2 separate regions of the Homo sapiens genome follow, and region 1 is linked to region 2. A link is an interaction called in ENCODE POLR2A ChIA-PET data of the cell type or tissue named here. Cell type or tissue: Caco-2. All regions are shown on one strand. Each heading gives the region's core, and the rest is flanking DNA. Links, peaks and the distances in the headings are about the cores only. Region 1 overlaps RAP1GAP2 (RAP1 GTPase activating protein 2). Region 2 overlaps RAP1GAP2 (RAP1 GTPase activating protein 2).

The links. Peaks named below come from ENCODE experiments on the same cell type or tissue, not always from the same donor. Only the 100,000 strongest peaks of a DNase experiment are listed, where the experiment ranks them.
Region 1: POLR2A ChIA-PET joins it to region 2 with 6 read pairs; 7 of 35 experiments call an interaction of 5 or more read pairs at or near these places.

What each region holds. Positions count from the first base shown.
Region 1 is chr17:2,817,986-2,828,063 of GRCh38, forward strand. All of the region lies in intron 2 of RAP1GAP2 (RAP1 GTPase activating protein 2), which reads left to right. Among named protein-coding and RNA genes, the nearest start is that of RAP1GAP2, 27 kb to the left of the region's middle. RefSeq lists an enhancer at 7,020-7,099. In Caco-2, for the core only: no CTCF peak of the experiment used is centred there; no DNase peak of the experiment used is centred there.
Region 2 is chr17:2,868,685-2,880,783 of GRCh38, forward strand. All of the region lies in intron 2 of RAP1GAP2 (RAP1 GTPase activating protein 2), which reads left to right. Among named protein-coding and RNA genes, the nearest start is that of RAP1GAP2, 78 kb to the left of the region's middle. RefSeq lists enhancers at 3,384-4,139, 4,895-5,650, 7,163-7,917, 10,949-11,866. In Caco-2, for the core only: no CTCF peak of the experiment used is centred there; DNase peaks (open chromatin) are centred at 5,847 and 7,957.

The DNA of each region.
Region 1 (10,078 bases), core at 1,063-6,062, 53 kb before region 2:
ACGACCACGCCTGGCTAATTTTTTGTATTTTTAACAGAGACGGGGTTTCACTGTGTTAGCCAGGATGGTCTCAATCTCCTGACCTCGTGATCTGCCCTCCTCGGCCTCCTAAAGTGCTGGGATTACAGGCGTGAGCCACTGCGCCCGGCCTCTATGTTTAATTTTTTTAGCTTTTTTTAAAATTAAAGAAATAAAACACACACATAAAGTTAAGTTCCGGTCATCATTTCTGCTTGCCTCCGTTCCTCTATTTCTTCCATCCATAGGGGCTACCATTAGCAGGAATTTTGTGTTTTCTCTCAGCCCACTTTATTTATTTATTTATTTATTTATTTATTTATTTATTTATTTATTTATTTTTGAGACGGAGTCTCTGTTGCCCAGGCTGGAGTGCAGTGGTGCGATCTTGGCTCACTGCAACCTCCGCCTCCCGGTTCAAGTAATTCTCCTGCCTCAGCCTCCCAAGTAGCTGGGATTACAAGTGCGTGCCACCACGCCCGGCTAATTTTTGTATTTTTTTTTAGTAGAGATGGGGTTTCACCATGTTGGCCAGGCTGGTCTTGAACTCCTGACCTCAAGTGATCCACCTGCCTTGGCCTCCCAAAGTTTTGGGATTGCAGGTGTGAGCCACCGTGCCCGGCCTCAGCCCACATTTTTAATGCTTTCACATTCATACACAGGTATCTAGAAACATTTATAGTTTTTGTGTGCATTAAAAAGGGACATACCTGACATCCTTTTGAATTTGTGTGAGGTGGCGTTCTGGCGCTAGATTGCCTGGGTTCAGATCTTGGCTCTGACACGCAGCAGCTGTGAGACCTCAGGCAGGTTCCTTCATCTCTCCATGCCTCCCTTTTCTAATCTTTGAAACTGGACTAATAGCAAAGCCTGAAACCTACTGCAAGGGTTGTTTTGGAGACTGAGTAAGTTTATACATGTCTAGTGCTTAGAACAGAGAGGGGATGTAGCAGACACAGGATGGATATATTACCATTATCGTTCTGCATGTGTGTCTGTCCACATGGTTGTAAAGTCTATTTTTTTTTTTTTTGAGACAGAGTCTCACTCTGTCGCCCAGGCTGGAATGCAGTGGCGCGATCTTGGCTCACTGCAAGCTCCGCCTCCCAGGTTCACGCCATTCTCCTGCCTCAGCCTCCCAAGTACCTGGGACTACAGGCGCCCGCTACCACACCCGGCTAATTTTTTTTGTATTTTTAGTAGAGACGGGGTTTCACCGTGTTAGCCAGGATGGTCTCGATCTCCTGACCTCATCATCTGCCTGCCTTGGCCTCCCAAAGTGCTGAGATTACAGATGTGAGCCACCATGCCTTGCTTTTTTTTTTTTTTTCTTTTTTTGGAGACTGAGTCTTGCTCTGCTGGAGTGCAGTGGCAGGATCTTGGCTGACTGCAACCTCTGCCTCCTGGGTACAAGTGATTCTCTTGCATCAGCCTTCCAAGCAGCTGGGATCACAGGAGCATGCCACCACACACTTTTTTTTTTCTTTTTTGACGGAGTCTTGCTCTGTCACCCAGGCTGGAGTGCAGTGGTGCAATCTCGGCTCATTGCAGCCTCTGCCTCCCGGGTTCCAGCGACTCTCCTGCCTCAGCCTCCTGGGTAGCTGGGATTACAGGTGCATGCCACCATGCCCAGCTAATTTTTGTGTTTTTGGTAGAGACGGGGTTTTTTGGCCAGGCTGGTCTTGAACTCCTGACCTCAGATGATCCACCTGCCTCGGCCTCCCAAAGTGCTGGGATTACAGGCATGAGCCTCAGCGCCTGGTGATAGATCTAGTTTCTTCTCTCTTTCTCCTTTTTTTTTTTTTTTTGAGACAGGATCTCACTCTGTTGCTCAAGGTGGTGTGATCCTGGCTCACTGTAGCCTCAATACCCCCAGGGCTCAAGTGATTCTCCAACCTCAGCCTCCCACGTGGTTGGGACTACAGCATGCACCACCATGCTTGGTTAAGTTTTTAAGAAATTTTTGTAGAGATGAGGTTTCACCATCTTGCTGTCTCAAACTTCTGGGCTCAAATGATTCTCCAACCTTGGCCTCCCAAAGTGTTGGGATTACAGGCGGGAGCCACCACTTCTGGCCTAGTTTTTTCTTTTTGGTGCCATGCATATTAATTTGTACAAATAGATCACATTTTTTTTGTATCCCCCATTGATCCCCTCTTGCTGGACACCTAGGTCGTTTCCATTTTCTGATATTGCAAGCAATGCTGCAGGCAGTGGCTTTCCCCTTGCCTGGCCCTCTGTGCGTTTGTGTGAGGTCATGAGGGGTACCTAGAGGTGGGGCTGTTGGGTCGCAGCTCTACTGGATGCTGCCAGATTGCCCTCAAGAGAGGACTTAGGCTGGGCGCGGTGGCTCACGCCTGTAATCACAGCACTTTGGCAGGCCAAGGTGGGCGGATCACTTGAGGTCAGGAGCTCGAGACCAGCCTGGCCAACATGGCAAAACCCCGTCTCTACTAAAAACACAAAAATTAGCCAGGTGTGGTGGCGGGTGCCTGTAATCCAGCTACTAGGGTGGCTGAGGCAGGAGAATCACTTGAAGACGGGAGGCAGAGGCTGCAGTGAGCTGAGATCTCATCACTGCACTCCAGCCTGGGCAGCAATGAGAGACACCGTCTCAAAAAAAAAAAAAAAAAGAGGACTTAGTATTTTCACTGCTCCCAATTCTATGATTCCCATTCCCCACGTCCTCACTGATGTTTGATTTTCATGTTGATTTGAGTGACAGAAGCATATTTTATTTTATTTTATTTTGAGACGGAGTCTCACTCTGTATAGTGGCATGATCTCGGCTCACTAAAATCTCCGCCTCCCGGGTTCAAGCAATTCTCCTGCCTCAGCCTCCCAAGTAGCTGGGACTACAGGTGCCCGCCACCACGGCCCGGATAATGGTTTTTTTTTTTTTTTTTGTATTTTTAGTAGAGATAGGTTTCATTATGTTGGCCAGGCTGCTCTCGAACTGCTGACCTGTTGATCTGCCTGCCTCGGCCTCCCAAAGTGCTGGGATTACAGGCATGAGCCACCGCGTCCTGCCTATTATTTTATTCTTTATTATACAAACATGAACAGATCTCTGAATAAGCGCTTGGAAACCCTCATGGCTCCACTGTCAGATCGCTGTGTCTGAGCCTCCCTCGAGTCCCTCTCCACAGGCCCAGGGATGCGCTTCTCTTCACCCTTTTTCTGTGTCACAAGCATTTCCATATATTGCTACATTCTTTTTTCCCCTCTTTAAAAATAGCACTTTTCCTGATTATAAAAATAGTACATGCTCACTGTAGAACATTTAGAGAATATGTACAAATAGAGATTAAAAAATAAAAATATGACCCATCACCCAAAATGTTATCATTCTGATGTATTTCTTTACACCTTTTTTTTTTTTTTTTTTTTGAGACGGAGTCTCGCTCTGTCGCCCAGGCTGGAGTGCAGTGGCACGCTTACAGTTCACTGCAACCTCCACCTCCTAGGCTCAAGCGATCCTCCCACCTTAGCCTCCGGAGTAGCTGGGACCACAGCATCTGCCACCATGCCTGGCTAATTTTTTTTTTTTTGTAGAGATGAAGTTTTGCCATGTTGCCCAGGCTGGTTTTGAACTCCTGGTCTCAAGCAATCCATCCGCCTTGGCCTCCCAAAGTGCTGGGATTACAGGTGTGAGCCACCTTGCCCCGCCAAGTGTGGTGTTTTAAATTTAAGTGAATTAAGTACAATTAAAAATGCAGCTCCTCGGTTGCACTAGCCACATCTCAAGGGCTCAGTAGCCACATGTGGCTGGTGGCTACCATAGGGAACAACGCAGGTACAGAACATTACAGAACATTTTCATCATCCCAGAAAGTTCTACTGTACAGCGCTGGTTGAGAATGAGGTCCAGACTCCCCTGGAGGACTTCCAAGGGCTGGACAAGCCCAGAGAGTCTATGCTGTCTATGATGGATTACGCACTGCAGAAACGTCCCTGGACCCCCAGGCCAGAAGGCATCTGAACCGCATAAAGCCAGTGCCACCGGGTGGTGCTGAGGAGGAGGAGGCGGCAAGCTGGTGTCTGGGGCAGTGAGGATTTCAGATGCAGCTCCTGCCTCCTTGGGCAGACAGAACTGTCACCTCCAGGGTTGCCCAATCCCATGGTCAGCACCCAGTTCAAGCATAATATGTCGTGGGTCCTGGTGTCTCTTGCATTCACGCACACACACACACAGGTATGTACCATTGAGACATGACCACGCAGGGTCACCCAGGTTCACACATACAGCCTCATTCATGCTCAGAAACAGTTCCCCAAAAGGCACAAACACGGTCTTTGCCGATTGCCATTATAACAGCAACAAAAATAGCTGTTAGGCTGGGCGCCGTGGTTCACGCCTGTAATCATAGCACTTTGGGAGGCTGAGGCCAGAGGATCACTTGAGCCCAGGAGTTTAACACTAGCCTGGGCAACATGGTGAAACCTCGTTGCCAAAGAAAATTAAAAAACAATTAGCCAGGTGTTGTGTGGTATGTGCCTGTAGTCTCAGCTACTTGGGAGTCAGGTGGGAGGATTGCTTGAGCCCAGGAGTGGGAAGCTGCAGTGAGCTATGATCACACCACCGTACTCCGCCTGGAGGACAATAAAACCCTGTTTTTTTTTGTTTTTTTTTTTTTTTTTTTTTTTAAGAAAAGGTGGCTCACGCCTATAATCCCAGCACTTTTTTTTTTTCCTTTGGGGAAATTTTTTTTTTAATTATACTTTAAGTTTTAGCGTACATGTGCACAACGTGCAGGTTTGTTACATATGTATACATGTGCCATGTTGGTGTGCTGCACCCATTAACTCTTCATTTAACATTAGGTATATCTCCTAATGCTATCCCTCCCCACTCCCCCCAGTCCCAGCACTTTGAGCGGCTGAGGCAGCTGTGAGGTCAGGAGTTCTAGACCAGCCTGACCAACATGGTGAAACCCTGTCTCTACTAAAAATACAAAAAGTAGCCGGGTGTGGTGGTGCGCATCTGTAATTTCAGTTACTCAGGGAGTGCTGCTTCCTTGGGGTGAGGCACAGCCCTGTGGCGAGTCTCTTGGTAAAGTGAAAAATGCTGTAAATGGGTGGCTGAGATGGGTGCAGAGGATTGGGGTGTCATGGGGATGGCGGGTGGCATGGGGCTGGCTTCCGGATACCTCATCCCTGACATTTTCTCTGTTGACATTGGAACCCAGGATGTCCAGATGCTGTTTTTGAAGCCCTATCGGCCAGGGAGTCAATGGGCCCCCACTTTGCCTGGGAGGGCTGTGTCCTGGTGTCCTGTGGGGTTTTGGTCTCCCACCCCGGGGCCTAAGGGCCTCAGAATGAACTGGAACCCAACCTTTGTCAGGGGAGCCCCAGCAATGTCTGCACGACATACGCCCCCAAACAGCGTGGGTTCAGGAATTTGTAAGTGTTTGAGAAAGAAAAACTGTTAGGATTCTAGTTTCGTTGAAAAGCCATTTTGCCTTTGTCTTCCTCTGGGCACCTGACCATCCATTCTTAGCCCACCTGAGTATTGAGCATACACTATCGTCTCTGCAGTGGAGGTGGTCCTGGACGCATGGCGTAACGTGGGCTCTCTGGGCCCTCCAGAAAAGTGTGCCACTCGCTCCTCTCCGGCTGGGCCGTCAGAACCCACAGCTCACACACACATCCAGTCAAGGTCAGAAGAGGTGGCTGCATTCCTGACTCAAGGTCAAAAGAGGCAACTACATAATCAGTGAGTGGCCCTGAGGGGCCAGTAAGCAATAAGGCAGCGGGAAAGGGTGCAGAGCAATTGTGGAGCAATTACTAAGCAAGCAGAATGGGAAGCAACACGACTGAACAAGAAACAGCACATGGGGCCGGGCACGGCGGCTCACACCTGTCATCCCAGCACTTTGGGAGGCCGAGGCGGGCGGATCACGAGGTCAGGAGATCGAGACCATCCTGGCCAACATGGTGAAACCCCATCTCTACTAAAAATATAAAAAATTAGCTGGGCGTGGTGGCGGGCGCCTGTAGTCCCAGCTACTCGGGAGGCTGAGGCAGGAGAATGGCGTGAACCCGGGAGGCAGAGCTTGCAGTGAGCTGAGATTGTGCCACTGCACTCCAGCCTGGGTGACAGAGCAAGACTGTCTCAAAAAAAAAAAAAAAAGAAAGAAAGAAAAAAAGAAACAGCACATGGGCCAGGTGTGGTGGCTCACACCTGTCATCCCAGCAGTTTGGGAGGCCGAGGCAGATGGATCACTTGAGATTAGGAGTTCGAGACCAGCCTGGCCAACATGGTGAAACCCTGTCTCTACTAAAGTACAAAAATTAGCTGGGCATGGTGGCACACGCCTGTAATCTCAGCTACTTGGGAGGTTGAGGCAGGAGAATCACTTGAACCCGGGAGGCGGAGGTTTCAGTGAACCGAGATTGTGCCACTGTACTCCAGCCTGGGTGACAGAGCTAGACTCCATCTCAAAAAAAAAAAAAAGTCCGGGCATGGTGGCTCACGCCTGTAATCCCAGCATTTTGGGAGGCCGAGGCGGGCAGATCACCTGAGGTCAGGAGTTCGAGACCAGCCTCAACGTGGAGAAACCCTGTCTCTACTAAAAATACAAAAATTAGCCGGGCATGGTGGTGCATGCCTGTAATCCTAGCTACTCGGGAGGCTGAGGCAGGAGAATTGCTTGAACCTGGGAGGCGGAGGTTGCAGTGAGCCGAGATTGCGCCATTGCACTCCAGCCTGGGTGACAAAAGCGAAACTCTGTCTCAAAAAAAAAAAAAAAAAAAAAAAGAAATAGCATATGGGTCACAAATTCTGTTGACTAAGTAGAAGCAGAGGCTTGGCCAGAGAGGAGGAGGAGGCGGCGGCTGGAGATGCCTGTGGTGGTTCGAAAGGAAGCACCTGGACTGTTTGAGGGAAGCCTCTGTACAATGTCCAATTTTACCCCAAAACGTATCATGCTGCCTCCCTGCACCACTTCCTCTTTTAGGAGACAAGGTGTTGCTCTGTCCCCCAGGCTGGAGTGCAGTGGCATAATTGTGGCTCACTGCAGCCTTGAACTCATGGCACAAGCAATCTTCCTGCGTAGCTGGGATGACAGGCATGTGCCACCACACCTGGCTAATTTTTAAAATGTTTCTTATAGAGATGGGGTCTTGCTATGCTGTCCAGGCTGGTCTTGAACTCCTGGCCTCAAGTGATCCTCCCACCTTGGCCTCCTAAATTGCTGGTATTATGGGTGTGAGCCACCACACCTAGTCCCATCTTCCCTTTCAAACACAGGCCTAGCAGCAGCATCTCTCCAGCCTGTCTCCGCAGGGTTGTTTTTGGCTCATGATTTGGGCAAGAGGAGGGAGAAGGGAAGAGAAGAAACTTTGCTGTTGGAACTGGGTCAGAATTGGAATACAGGAAGCAAGAACATGAGTGTTCACGCTTTGACTGAGCTGTTGACAGCACCGAGGCCAGAGGCAGGAGAAATGAAGCTGTTTGTTTATCTGATGAATATTCATCGAGCTCCTATTTGTAGCCAGCCGCCTCTGTTTTAGGAGCCGGGGATCCCTTTGTTGAATCCTGGCTCTGCCACTCACTGCTGGGGTTACCTTGGGCAACCGTCTGAACCTCTCTGAGCTTGTTTTCCCATCCGGAAAGTGAAGATAAGGAGCGTCCCTGTCTCACAGGGATGTTTGAGGATGAAATGAGCTAACATAGGAAAAGCACTTAGCATGGTGCTTGGCGCAGAGTTAGTGCTCGTGACTGCAGCTGTTACTGAAGACAGAGCGTTTAGGTGTGAAGAGGGTCTGGTGCCCGCATCCAAGGAACTCACAGTCTCTGGAGGAAACAGACATTTAACAGTCATCTGCAAAGCATGAGGCAGTGCCAATAGAGATATTCTTCCTGGTGGAATGAGGGAAGGCTTCTTGAAGGAGGCGGCGCTGGAAGGTTGAAAAGGAATCCCTAGGAAGAGAAGGTTGCAGGGGGCATTTTTTTTCTTTTTTCTTTCTTTCTTTCTGTTTTTTTTTTTTTTTGAGACGGAGTCTTGCTCTGTCGCCCCGGCTGGAGTGCAGTGGTGCCATCTCGGCTCACTGCAACTTCCTCCTCCCAGGTTCAAGCGATTCTGCTGCCTCAGCTTCCCGAGTAGCTGGGATTACAGGCACCCACCACCACGCCCAGCAAATTTTTTTTTTTTTTTTTTTTTGTATTTTTAGTAGACACAGGGTTTCACCGTGTTAGCCAGGATGGTCTCAATCTCCTAACCTCGTGATCTCCCCGCCTCGGCCTCCCCAAGTGCTGGGATTACAGGCGTGAGCCACCATGCCTGGCCTGCAGGGGGCATTTCACACTGAGGAAACAGTAAGGGCAAAGGCTGCGGGTGGGTGGGGAAGTGTGTAGAGCTGTTTGAGAAGCGGTGAGCCAGGCTCTCGAAATGGATGGAGGGACATGGCAGGAAACAGCCAGAGGCGAGGGTGGGGATCCGCTCGGGGAGGCTCTGAGTGTGTTGCCGGCGAGATGACGGGTGCCCTGGAAGAGCGGGATGGGGGAACCGCCTGTCTCCTTGGTGACTTGGGAAGGCGGCCTTGGGAGCTTTGGGGATGGATTGCGGAAGGGAGGAGATGCTTGCTGTGCTCCTGAGGAGGGGTGGGGCCTGAATGTCCTCTTGGCTGGGGTTGGAGGGGAGGGCCAGGCTAGGGTCCTAAGAAGGTGAATCCTGAGCCCAGGCATCTAGCCCACGTGCAGCATGAAAGGAGGATTTCCGGCCGGGCGCGGTGGCTCACGCCTGTAATCCCAACACTTTGGGAGGCTGAGGCGGGCGGATCACGAGGTCAAGAGATCGAGACCATCCTGGCCAACATGGCGAAACCCCGTCTCTACTAAAAATATAAAAATTAGCTGGGCGTGGTGGCGTACGCCTGTAGTCCCAGCTACTTGGGAGGCTGAGACAAGAGAATCGCTTGAACCTGGGAATGGGAGGTTGCAGTGAGCCGAGATGACACCACTGCACTTCAGCCTGGTGTCACAGCGAGACTCCGTTTCGAGAGAGAGAGAGGAGAGAAAGAAAGAAAGAGAGAGAGAAAGAAAGAAAGAGAAAGTCCCATGGAAATGGGGGTTTCACATTTGGGGGATTTGCAAAGTAGTCACGTGGGTGAGGCAGGAGGGAAGCCTAGTAGCAGAGAAGATGATGCCTTCGGCCTTGAGTGTGGTGCGTTTGAGGAGCTTGTGGATCGTCCCAGGGGTGTGTGTGGTTGGGCTCTTTAGCTCAGGAGAGCTCAGCTGAGTGGATACCCACTCGCACATCCAACAGCTCTCATTCCCAAAGCGTGTTCTGAGTGTGAGTCCTACAAAAGTGGACAATTCAGACCCTGTTGGGTTTTGTGGCACTTTCTAGTCAGGGAGGCAGATGAGAACAGAATGAAGAACGCAGATGGTTTCAGACAGTGCCCAGTCCTGCGAAGGAAATAGAACAGTGAGGCGATGAGGGTGGGGCTCGGGGCTGGGGGAAGGGGCTACCCTGGGTGGGTGGTCAGGAAGAGCCTCTCCATAGAAGGGACATTTGAGGCCTGGCGCGGTGGCTCATGCCTGTAATCCCAGCACTTTGGGAGGCCAAGGCGGGTGGATCACCTGAGGTCAGGGGTTCAAGACCAGCCTGGATAACATGGTGAAACCCCCTCTCTACTAAAAATACAAAAATTAGCCGGGCGTGGTGGTACCTGCCTGTAATCCCCAAGCTCTTCTCCCAGCCCACCCGGCACCAGCCAGTTTGAGCTCTGACTGGGAACTGGGATCTCATTCATCCCATCTGGTCAGCATCTCTTTGGTTGCTTTTTATCAGCTTCCTATTAGAAAAAAAAAAAATCCCCTTGAAAAACAAGGGGGAGGGTTCATACACGATCGGTTGCAGCAGGCACGCCAGTGACGGTGGGGGCCCAGGGGGAGCGTGGCAGAGGCTCTCAGGCTGGAGGCCAGCTACTGCTCCGGCCAGCCCTTCCCTGTGGGGGAGCCACAAGAGGCCGTCCCTGGGCCTGCAAGCATGAGATGAGCCGAGCACTTGACCAAAACTAGTTTGGGTCTTAGAATTTAACTTATCCTGGGCCG
Region 2 (12,099 bases), core at 3,356-8,355:
TTTCTGTATTTTTTAGTAGAGACAGGGTCTCACCATGTTGGCCAGGCTGGTCTCGAACTCCTGACCTCAGGTGATCTGCCTGCCTTGGCCTCCCAAAATTCTGGGATTACAGGTGTGAGCCACTGTGCCCGGCCAGAACAGATAGTGTTTAATTCCACTTTGTCTGTGTCTGTTTGAGCTGCTATCACAAAATACCATAGACTGAGTGGCTTAAACCAACATTTACTTCTCCCACTTCTGGAAGCTGGAAAGTCCAAGTTCAGGGTACTGGCAGATGGGGTGTCTCATGAGGGCTCAAATCCTGCATCACAGACAACCGTCTTCTCGCCATGTTCTCACATAGCGAAGGGGCAAGGGAGCTCTCAGGGGCCTCTTTTCCAAGGCACTGATTCCATTCATGAGGGCTTCACTCCTCCTGACCCAATCACCTCCCAAAGGCCCCTCTTCCTCATACCACGGCAGTGTTAGTTAGGATTTCAACACAGAAATTTTAAGGGGTGCACAAATATAGTCTATAGTCTATCTACTCTTATAGTGTATAGTATGCTTATATGAGGCACCTAGAATAGGCAAATTCCTAGGGGCAGAAAGTAGAATAGAGGTTGCCAGGTGTTGGAGGGAAAGAGAATTTTTGTTGAATGTGTACAAAGTTCCTGTTCGGGATGATGATAAAGTTCTGGAAATGGACAATGGGGTTAGTTGTACAACGATGTAAATGCCACTGAATTGCAAACTTAAAAAGGGGTAAAATGATGAAAAAAAAAAAACCTAAACAAACTTTATGCAAAACCTTAATATGTACAATAGAAAAAGCGTTCCTCTGGTTGAAGATGGGGTGGGCTGGCTGGTGGTTCTCGCCTGGTCTCTGTGAATGCTCAGCTGAGTTGGGAACCAAAGTGCCTTGGGGACTCCAGGGAAGCAGCAGCCCTCCCTTCCCCAACAGCCCACGTTCTGAAGTTGAAGGTCCCTCAGGGCTCTGTCCTGCCCAAGCTCACACCCCCACTGAGGGTCACGTGTTGCTGGGGAAGGTCAGGTCCCGGGAGCAGGTGCGGGCAGCGCTGGGCCACCTTCTGCGAGCTCCCTTCTCATCCTGACATTTCCCTTTCCTGCAGTCTTGGGCTCATGGCCAGCCGTCAGCCAGCACCCTGTGGCGCTCTCCTAGGAGGCTGATCTGGTGAGCGGGGACGTATAGGGGGTCAGCAAGTGGCCCAGGTGGAACGTGGCTCCGGGCCACGTGAGTGGAGGGCTTGAGTTTTGTGACCACAATGTGGATGCCCTCTGTGACCTGCTGGCCTGCTTTGAGATGGGCAGCAGCTACTCCAGGGTGCGTTGACCTGCAGAGCAGGCCTCAGGGGTGGGAATCTGTATGGCCCCTGACCCCGGCATGGCCTCAGAACCTTCCTCAGAGTGCACTCTGTGCTGCTGCTTGACAATCTTTTTTTTTTTTTTTGGAGATGGAGTCTCGCACTGTCACCCGGGCTGGAATGCAATGGTGCAATCTCGGCTCACTGTAACCTCCCTCCCAAGTTCAAGTGATTCTCCTTGCCTTAGCCTCCCGAGTAGCTGGGATTACAGGCGCCCACCACCACACCTGGCTAATTTTTTTGTATTTTTAGTAAATACGGGGTTTTACTATGTTGGCCAGGCTGGTCTCAAACTCTTGACCTCGTGATCTGCCTGCCTCGTCCTCCCAAAGTGCTGGGATTACAGGCATGAGCCACCGTGCCCTGCCTGACAATCTGGTTTTTGAAAGAAATGTTTATTATATTTTAAAAATCCTTGTTCCTTGCAGAAAATTTGGAAAACACAGAAAAGCACAAGGATTAAAATAAAAATCACCTTCAGTCCCACAAGGGAGACTGTAGAGATATTAACGTTTAATATTTTTTTTGTGGTCTTTTTTTTCTATGCAAAAGCACACCCTTTCACGTAATATACTTACATCTGCATCTACGTCTGTTTCTCTGTATTGTAACAAAGGCGGGATTATACTTTAGGTACAGTACATTAGTCAAGACCCTTGGTGGCAAGTGACAGAGGCCCATCTTGAATTAGCCAAACAAAATAAGGGGGTTTATTGGCTGGGGTAACCCATCTGTGGAAAGGGTTGGGCCTCAGAAACAGCTGGATCCAGGGGCATTGGCAGAACTCCTCTCTGTCTCGTCACTGTGTCTCTTTGTGTTGGCTTCATTCTCTTGGGCCATCTGTCTCCATGATGTTGGATCCATGGTTGTAGATCCTTGTGGGCTAAACGTTTCATTTTATTTTATTATTACTATTATTCTTTTGAGACAGAGTTTCACTCTTGTCACCCAGGCTGGAGTGCAGTGGTGCGATCTTGGCTTACTGCAACCTCCGCCTCCTGGGTTCAAGTGATTCTCCTGCCTCTGCTTCCCAAGTAGCTGGAATTCCAGGCATGCGCCGCCACACCTGGCTAATTTTTGTATTTTTAATAGAGACGAGGTTTCACCATGTTGGCCAGGCTGGTCTTGAACTCCTGACCTCAGGTGATCCACCCACCTCGGCCTCCCACAGTGCTGGGATTACAGGCATGAGCCACTGCGCCCAGCCAAGGGCTAAACATTTTAATGGCTGAATTTCCCCCAGAGAGGAAGGAAAGCTCCTTTCCAACAGCTCTGGTTAGATACATTCCAGGGAGGAGTTCTGATTGGCCTGGATTGTGTGTCCATCTCAGTCCCTATGTGCAGGGGTGGGAGCGGGGAGCCATGATTGGCCCAGGGAGAGTCAGGGGCGCACTCTGGTCAGAGTGGTGTTGTGTTACAAGAGTCCTGTCCAGCGGGAGAGGGGCAGTTCCCTAAAGCAGAGGTGGGGAGCTTCATTACAGAGGAGGGAGAGGCAACAGCGGTAGGGCCAGCAAACACCATAGACAAAAGCTGCTTTGGAGTTGGTGCCAGCCACGGGGGTGCCAGCACGGCGTGTTGGGTGAGCACGTGGACCCTCACCTTCATGCTGATTTCATTGGGGTTCAATTGGTACCATCCCATGGGCAGTACAGTTTGGCAGTAGCTGTCTCCATTATCCATGCTATCCTCCTTGACCCAGTGAGCCACCTCTGGGGATCTGTCAGATGTGCATCTTTCCACACACGTGGAATGACGTAGAATGAGGTCATTCACGGCAATATTATTTGAAATAGCAAAACACTGGAAACAACCAAATCCCTATTCATAGTGAACTGGCTGCCTAAATTATTTCACATTCATACCATGGACTAACTACTTAAAATAGAATGATGAGGCCAGGCGTGGTGGCTCACGCCTGGAATCTCAGCGCTTTTGGAGGCTGAGGTGGGTGAATCACCTGAGGCCAGGAATTCGAGACCAGACTAGCCAACATGGTCTCTACTAAAAATACAAAAATTAGCTGGGTGTGGTGATGCACGCCTGTAATCCCAGCTACTCGGGAGGCTGAGGCAGGAGAATCGCTTGAACCCAGAAGGTGGAGGTTGCAGTAAGCTGAGATTGCACCATTGCACTCCAGCTTGGATGACAGAATGAGCCTCTGTCTCAAAAAAAAAAAAAAAAAAAAAGGTGAAGCTGTCTGTGTAACTGCATCAGCCTAAAATGAGTGACAGAAAGACGAGTTCTCCAAAACAAAGAGTTTCTTTGGGAATAGCAAGGGGTTGCAATCTGAGGTGTCCATGCTCTGATGGACCATAGGCACATCCGAGGGGAGTGGGACAAGGGGAAGCTTTTAGAGGAAAAAGAAGGTCATATAAGCTGCTTTGAAACAAAGACCGTTGGTTACAGAGGCTTATCTCAGGAGGGGGCTTTTGTTCTTGGTGGTATTGGCTGCTGCTAGGAGAGGGTCTTCACAGAAGTGGCTTAACTGGAAAGTTCCAGCAGGGACAGCCCTTCCCGGCAGTTTCTGTTACCCGCAGTCATGCGCGAGGGCCTTTTCTTCATGGCTTCCTTTTGTTAGGGTTTGATGTAAGCCACTCCGTTTTTGATACTGACAACTTTCACACTTGATGGAAAGTTCTCCCTAGATTTTTTTTTTTACAAAGACAAAGTTTTGTTCTGTCACCCAGGCTAGAGTGCAGTGGTGTGAACACTGCAGCTTTGACCTCCTGGGCTCAAGGGATCCTCCTGCCTCAGCCTCCTCACAGGTGCACACTACCATGCCTGGCAAAGTTTTTGTAGAGACTGGATCCCACTTTGTTGCCCAGGCCTGGTCTCAAACTCTTGGGCTCAAGCGATCCTCCAACCTCAGCCTCCCAAAAGTGGGACTCTAGTAAAAATACAAAAATTAGCTGGGTGCGGTGGTGGGTGTCTGTAATCCCAGCTGCTTGGGAGGCTGAGGCATGAGAATCGCTTGAACCCGAGGGGCGGAGGTTGCAGTGAGCTGAGATTGCGCCACCGCACTCCAGCCTAGGGGACAGACTGAGACTTTGTCTGAAAAAAAAAAAAACGGAAAATAGTACTTCATCTTTGTGTTGTGTTGGCTTGTATTTGCATAAAGAAGCTGCAGTAGGCTGGGTGCAGTGGCTCATGTCTGTAATCCCAGCACTTTGGGAGGCTGAGGTGGGCAGATTGCTTGAGCTCAGGAGTTCGAGACCAGCCTGGGCAACATGGTGAAACCCTATCTCTACCAAAAATACAAAAAAAAAAAAAAAAAAAATTAGCCGGTTGGGGCGGGGCATGCCTGTGGTTCCAGCTACTTGGGAGGCTGAGGTGGGAGGATCGCCTGAGCCCAGGAGGCGGAGGTTGCAATGAGCTGAGATTTTGCCACTGCACTCCAGCCAGGGTAATAGAATGAGACCCTGTCTCAAAAAAAAAAAAAAAAAAAAAAAAAAAAAAAAAAAAAGCAGCAGCAGCTGCAGAAAGGTGTGTAAAGATCATTTCACAGGCTGAATAAGTGGACAGATTGGGACAAGGATAAGACAAAATAGGCCTTCTAATAATTTTGGCGTTTGAGCCCTGCTAATGTATTCCTCATTCAAAACTCAACAGACCAGTTTCCTTTTGGGGTGATGAAAAAGTTATGGAATTAGTGGTGGTGGTTACATAACATCGTGAATGTACTTAATGCTACTGAATTGTATACTTTATTATTTATTTATTTATTTATTTTTGAGATGGAGTTCCAGTCTTGTTGCTCAGGCTGGAGTGCAGTGGCGCGATCTCAGCTCACTGCAACCTCCGCCTCCTGGGTACAAGTGATTCTCCTGCCTCAGCCTCCCGAGTAGCTGGGATTACAGGCATGCGCCACCACGCCTGGCTAATTCTGTATTTTTGGTAGAGACGCGGTGGGGGGGGGCGGGTTTCACCATGTTGGCCAGGCTGGTCTTGAACTCCCGACCTCAGGTGATCCACCCGTCTCAGCCTCCCAAAGTGCTGGGATTACAGGCATGAGCCACTGCACCTGGCCTGGCTTTCTCATTTTCTAGCTCTCTGACTGTGGACAAGTTACCTGATTTCTCAAAGAATCAGTTTCTCATTTGTAAAGTGTGGATAATAAAAGAGTCTGTATTCTGCAGATTAAATAAGAGGCATAAGATTGAGCTCTGTGCCTGGGGAACAATGGGTACACCCTCCCTCCCCTTTCTCCCCTCTGCCAACTGGACATTTGCATTTAAATGGGGACTCTTGAAGACTAAAAACACTCTAAACTCCAAGGGAGGAATGGTTGGAATTTCAGAAAAATTCATAGCTCTTATCTAGGGTAAGGTCTGGGTCTTTTCCTGTGGAGAGTTAAGCTTTTAGGTCCTCCTCACCTGAGGCCCCGGGCTGACGGAGGCATTGGAAGCTTGTAAAAGTCAGGGCTGAGATGACCTATCTACAAAGAGCATTTCTGGCACCCTCATTTCAAGCAGGTATTCAGTGTATGTGCATAAGAATGACGTGGAGAGGAAAGGAGAAAGAGGTGGAAAAGGGGGAGGGAGAAAGGACCCGATCAAGGTCAACAGCCTGAACCAGTCAGAGGCCTCAGCCTGGGGCTGGATTCTGGAGGAAATGAGACGGTAGGTGCTACATCACCCATGGAAACAAAGGAGCAGCCACCCAGCCAGGAAAAGCCCCAAACCCTTGAAACCCCACGTTTAGCTTGCGAGCTCTCTGCTCTCCTGTATAGCAGAAGTTCTTGAAGTTCTGCCTCTGCTTCTCACCAATGCCCAGCAGCCACTCTGGTTCTGGACCCGGTGGTCACCCTCTGCCCTCAGTTTGGCATCCCTCACACAGCCTCATACTCGCTTCTCAAAAGGCTGTCTCCATTTTGCTCATGACTGTCGACCTAGAGAAAGAAACAGAGAGAAAATTAATATAGAGAGTTTGCTCGGGCCAAAGTTGAGGACAGCTGCCAGGGACGCTTCAAAATTACCTTGGGGACGGCGCCCTTCGACATTTGTTAAAAGCAAGTTTTTGTTTTGTTTTGTTTCTTGAGATGTAGCCTTGCTCTTGACGCCCAGGCTAGAGTGCAATGGTGCGATCTCGGCTCACTGCAACCCCTGCCTCCCGGGTTCAAGCAATTCTCCTGCCTCAGTCTCCGGAGTAGCTGAGATTACAGGCGTGCACCACCACGCCTGGTGAATTTTTGTGTTTTTAGTAGAGATGGGATCTTGCCATGTTGGCCAGGCTGGTCTCGAACTCCTGACCTCAGGTGGTCTGCCTGCCTCGGCCTCCCAAAGTGCTGGGATTACAGGCATGAGCCACTGCACCCGGCCACAAGCAGGTTTGTAAAGGCAAAGGGGACAGGGAGTGGGGTGATATGAAGTTGTTGGATGGGCATTCTAACTGGTTACAGGGGTAACATTGGCTGTGCGTTGTTGAGCTCTAGGGTCTGAGTGATGGCGTCCAGTGTATGGCTATGTGGCATCAGTTAGTTTAGGGCTCATGTAGCAAGTGGCTTCAAGAAGTGATTACTTAGCTCATGGAGCGGGTGAGAGGGACCGCTGTTGCTTTTCAGTGCCTCTCTGGGCCTGACCGTGACAGGAGGATTGCATTTCTCAGATTCAACATTGCCTTTTTTTCTCACGACAGTGAATGTCTTGTCCTCCTGGTTTCCCTCCGTCTCGCCGCCTGTCTGTCTCATCCTCCTCCTCTGCTGGCCTTCCACCTGCTGTCGTGCCTGGGCCCCTTCCTCTTCTCTGTCTCCCTTGGTGATCTCCGCTTGGACATCCGATAGTTCTTCCAAGCTGAACGTGTCCCAACTCCAGGTCTTCATTCTTGCCCCGCCAAAGTCATCCTTCCTGTAGCCTTCCCCAGCTTGACTTCTCTGCATTGTTTTTTGTTTGTTTGTTTGTTTTTTTTTTTGAGATGGAATCTGGCTCTGTCGCCCAGGCTGGAGTGCAATGATGCGATCTCGGCTCACCACAATCTCCGCCCCCCGGGTTCACGCCATTCTCCTGCCTCAGCCTCCCGAGTGGCTGGGACTACAGGCACCCGCCCCCACGCCCGGCTAATTTTTTGTATTTTTAGTAGAGACGGGGTTTCACCGTGTTAGCCAGGATGGTCTTGATCTCCTGACCTTGTGAGCTGCCTGCCTCGGCCTCTCAAAGTGCTGGGATTACAGGCATGAGCCACCGCGCCTGGCTACATTGTTTTTATAGATGAAAAGAGTCCAACTCTGTAAAATATTCGAAGAGATTTATTCTGAGCCAAATAAGAGTGACCAATGTAGCCCCAGGAGATCCCGAGAACAAGTGCCCAAGGTGGTTGGGCTACAGGTGGTTTTATACATTTTAGGGAGACGTGAGACATCAGTCCATCCATGTAAGATGTCCATTGGTTTGGTCTGGAAGGTTAGGACAACCAGAATCGGGGGTTTTGGAGGGTCCATAGGTGGATTCAAAGATTTTCTGATTGGCAGTTCATTGAGTGAGTTTATCTAAAGACCTGGAATCCATAGAAAGGAATGTCAGGGTTAAGATAAGCAGCCGTGGAGACCAAGGTTTCATCATGCGGGTGACGCCTCCAGGTAGCAGGTTTCCGAGAGATGAGATAGCAAATGTTTCTTATAGACCTGGAGTCTGTTCTATGAGTCTTTAGGTCCCTGTGCTGATGTTGATGCTGGTCAGCTGGGGCTGAATTCCAAAGGCGAGGAGAGCATAAGGAGGCATGTCCGACCACCCCTTCCCATCATGGCCTGAACCAGTTTTTCTGGCTAACTTTGGAATGCCCTTGGCTGAGGGGAAGGGTCATCAGTTGGTTGGGGGCCTTAGAATGTTATTTTTGGTTTACGTTCTTTTTTTTTTTTTTTTTTCTTGAGACGGAGTTTTGCTCTGTTGCCAGGCTGGAGTGCAGTGGCGTGATCTTGGCTCACCGCAACCTCCACCTCCCGGGTTCAAGCGATTCTCCTGCCTCAGCCTCCCGAGTAGCTGGGACTACAGGCATGCGCTGCCACACCCAGCTAATTTTTGTATTTTTAGTAGAGACGGGGTTTCTCCATGTTGCTCAGGCTGGTCTCGAACTCCTGACCTCAGGTGATGCACCCGCCTCAGCCTCCCAAAGTGCTGGAATTACAGGCGTGAGCCACTGTGCCCAGCCTTGGTTTATGTTCTTATTCCCCATGTCCACTTGTCAGCATGCTCTGTTGCTGCCTCCATGATGCATCCAGAGACGGATCATATCTCCCATCTCCACCACGGTCTTTTGAGGCCAGTCCATCATCAGCTGTCACCTGGATTATTGAGGAACCTTTCAGCCAGCCTCCCTGCGGCCATGTTTTTCCCCTTACAGTCCGTCCTCCGTAAGGCAGCCAGAGTGATCCTGTGAAACTGTGGGACACATCACATCTCTGCTCTGCTCACAAATCTCCCTGCCTGGCCGGGTGTGGTGGCTCACACCTGTAATCCCAGCACTTTGGGAGGCCAAAGCGCGTGGATCACCTGAGGTCAGGAGTTCAAGACCAGCCTGGCCAACATGGTGAAACCCCATCTCTACTAAAAAAACACAAAAAATTAACTGGGTATGGTGGCGGGCACCTGTAATCCCAGCTATTCAGGAGGCTGAGGCATGAGGATTGCTTGAACCTGGGAGGTGGAGGTTGCAGTGAACTGAGATTGCGCCACTGTACTTCAGCCTGGGTGACAGAGAATTAAATGAATGCCTGAAATTTGGTTTTAGTGAATGAATGCTTGAAATTTGGTTCTCATGGTGAGGGTGACAGGAAGCCATTTCAAGGCCTTAGATAGGGGGCTCATATGATCAGGTTGACATTTTGGAAGGTCCCTGTAGCTCCTGGGGGAGACAGTTTGGGAGTGGGACCAGAGTGGGATCCTGGAGATTGGCTGGGAAGGTGTCAGTGGCTTGGAGATGATGGTGGAGGGGGATTGGGGTGCATTGACTGAGCTGAGAGACGTGTAGGAGGCAGAGTGAAAGGCTTGTTGTTAGAGCTGTGCTTAATACACTTTCATGGACACACGCGTTACCTGGCATCCTCTGGAAATGCAGATGCGTAAAGGTGGGTCTGGGCTGGGTCCTGGAGTCTGCTTTTGGGTGACATTATGTTGCCGGCCGGGGACACACTTAGAGTAGCAAGGGGTTGGGTGTCAGGCATAAGGGAAGGGGAGTCAGGAACACATTGTGCCTTTAATTGCAAGAGAACCTAGGAGGAGGAGCAGGTTGGGGGAAACGATGAGGTCATTTAGGGACACATTGGGTTCGAGGTGCCTGTGAGACCCCCCCGGGGATGTGGCATCTGGAGCTCAGCCCAGGCTGGCGGTGGAAAATGAGGAGTCGTCCTTGGGTTGGTGGGTGCAGCCTTGGTGTGGGTGAGGCTGAGTGGGAGAGGGCATAGGGAGGGTGGTCAGAGCTGCGGAAGCCCCTGTCTGTATGCCGTATCGCTGACTCGAAAGGTGCATCACCTAGGCAAGGGCGTTGGTTAGGTGGTCTAACCACCACCCCTTCCGATCATGGCTTAGGTGGTCTAACCAACACCCTTGATTTAGGGCAGGGGTTTCTCTCGCTGGTTCCTGCTGGTTCATCAGCCTAACTAAGGAAGGGAGCAGGAGCCTCTCCCCTGAAGGAGGCGGCAGCCTGTGGGCCCATGAGGGAAGCCAGCCAACCCTGGCTCTCTGCTTCTGATGCACCTGTCCCAGTGGGCCTGTCCGGAAGCATTTGGGTATCCCTGCTGCCCAGGAGCCCCACGGTGGACTCAGGCAAACCTGGGCCCCAGAGCCCACTTAGCCACTTGGTAGCTGCGTGAGCACGCGCAAGGTGCTGCAGCTTGCTGGGCCCCGGTTTTCTCATCCGTGTGATGGGGTAATAATAGTGCCCTCTTCCCGTGACGGTTGTGACGATCAGTGAGATGGGGTGTGTGACATGCTGAGCCCGGAGGCCGGCGCTGGCCAGTGCTCAGTGAGGTTCTGTTATCTCTGGAGGGTGTGGCAAGGTCAGGATGGACACTGGCCTTGCCTCCTCCTTCCTGCCCTACCCACTGCATGCACCTGGCTTGGCCCCACCTCCAAGCCCTTCTTTTTTTTTTTTTTTGAGACAGAGTCTTGCTCTTGTCACTCAGGGTGGAGTGCAGTGGCGTGATCTCAGCTCACTGCAACCTCTGCCTCCCCGGTTCAAGTGATTTTCCTGCCTCGGCCTCCCAAGTATCTAGTTTTACAGGCACCCGCCACCATAACTGGCTAATTTTTGTAAACTTAGTAGAGCTGGGGTTTCACCATGTTGGCCAGGCTGGTTTCGAACTACTGACCTCAAGTGATCCACCCGCCTCGGCCTCCCCAAGTGTTGGGATTACAGGCGTGAGCCACTGCGCCCGGCCACAAAGCCCTTCTTACATTGAAAGTCCCTTGGCTGGGCGTGGCAGCTCATGCCTGTCATCGCAGCACTTTGAGAGGCCAAGGCGGGCAGATCACGAGATCAGGAGTTCAAGACCAGCCTGGCCAGCATGGTGAAACCCCGTCTCTACTAAAAATACAAAAAATAGCTGGGTATGGTGGTCGGCGCCTGTAATCCCAGCTACTCAGGAGGCTGAGACAGGAGAATTGTTTGAACCCGGGAGGCAGAGGTTGCAGTGAGCTGAGATCGCACCATGGCACTCCAGCCTGGGCGACAGGGCGAGACTCCATCTCAAAAAAAAAAAAAAGAAAGTCCCTGCTTCCTGTTGGGTCCTCCTCCTTGCCTTGAGCCCTCTCCCTCCATTCAGATCCATCCCCACTGATGTCTCCTGCTCGTCTCTTGTCCATTACTTTTTTCCTCCTGAGCCCTACTGTAATGCTTGGAGAGTTTGGGGGGCTGGTGAGGGCAGGATCATCTGCTGTCTGTTCATGTCTCCCAAGAGACCGCAGGGTCCTTCAGGCTGGGTGGGTGCTGAATATCCAATGGGGACCAGGTAGGCCTGATTCCTGCCCTCCTGGAGCTCACCGTCCAGCGGGAAGGACAGGCATCAGACTGATCGTGACAACTGAGGGGCTGGGAGCAGGGGGCTGGGAGCAGGGTGCCGTGGTGGCAGAGAGCACGGGGACTGATGGATGACATCGGAAGGGAGGGACATTCAGGCAGAGACCTGGAGGATGATTAGGATACAGGAAGACGAAGGCTTGGGGGGGATGGGAGTGTGGGTGAGAGAAGGGTCTAGACAGAGGGAGTAGTGTGAGTGGGAGGGCTCATCACAGGAACCCACAGGCTGTGTAGACCGGTTGGGGCAGGTGTGGAGAGGAAGTGAGAGGGGTGGGAGATGAGGCTGGGTGGGGCCGTTGGGACAAGGGGGTGCGGAGAGTTGGGTTTGAGCCACATGGTCATGGGAGCCATGGAAGGAGGACAGAATAATCCACCTCACATTTATTTTTCACCTTCTTCTTTTTTTTTTTTTTTTATTGTGGTAAAATACACATCACACACAGTGTCTCACTTGAATCATTTTAAAGTATACGGTTCCGTGGCATCAAGTCCTGTTCACAGTGTTTTGGGATCCTCACTACCATTCTCCAGACCATGTTCATCATCCAGATGGAAACTGTATCCATTAGCCGTCACTCCCACCCCCGCCTCCCCCATCCCGAAGCAACTACCATCTACTTTCTGTCTCTATGGATTTGCCTCTTCTGAGCATTTCATAATGCAGGTTGGGTGTGTCTTATCTGACATGCTTGGGACCAGATTTCATATTTTTTTTGGATTTTGCTGTATT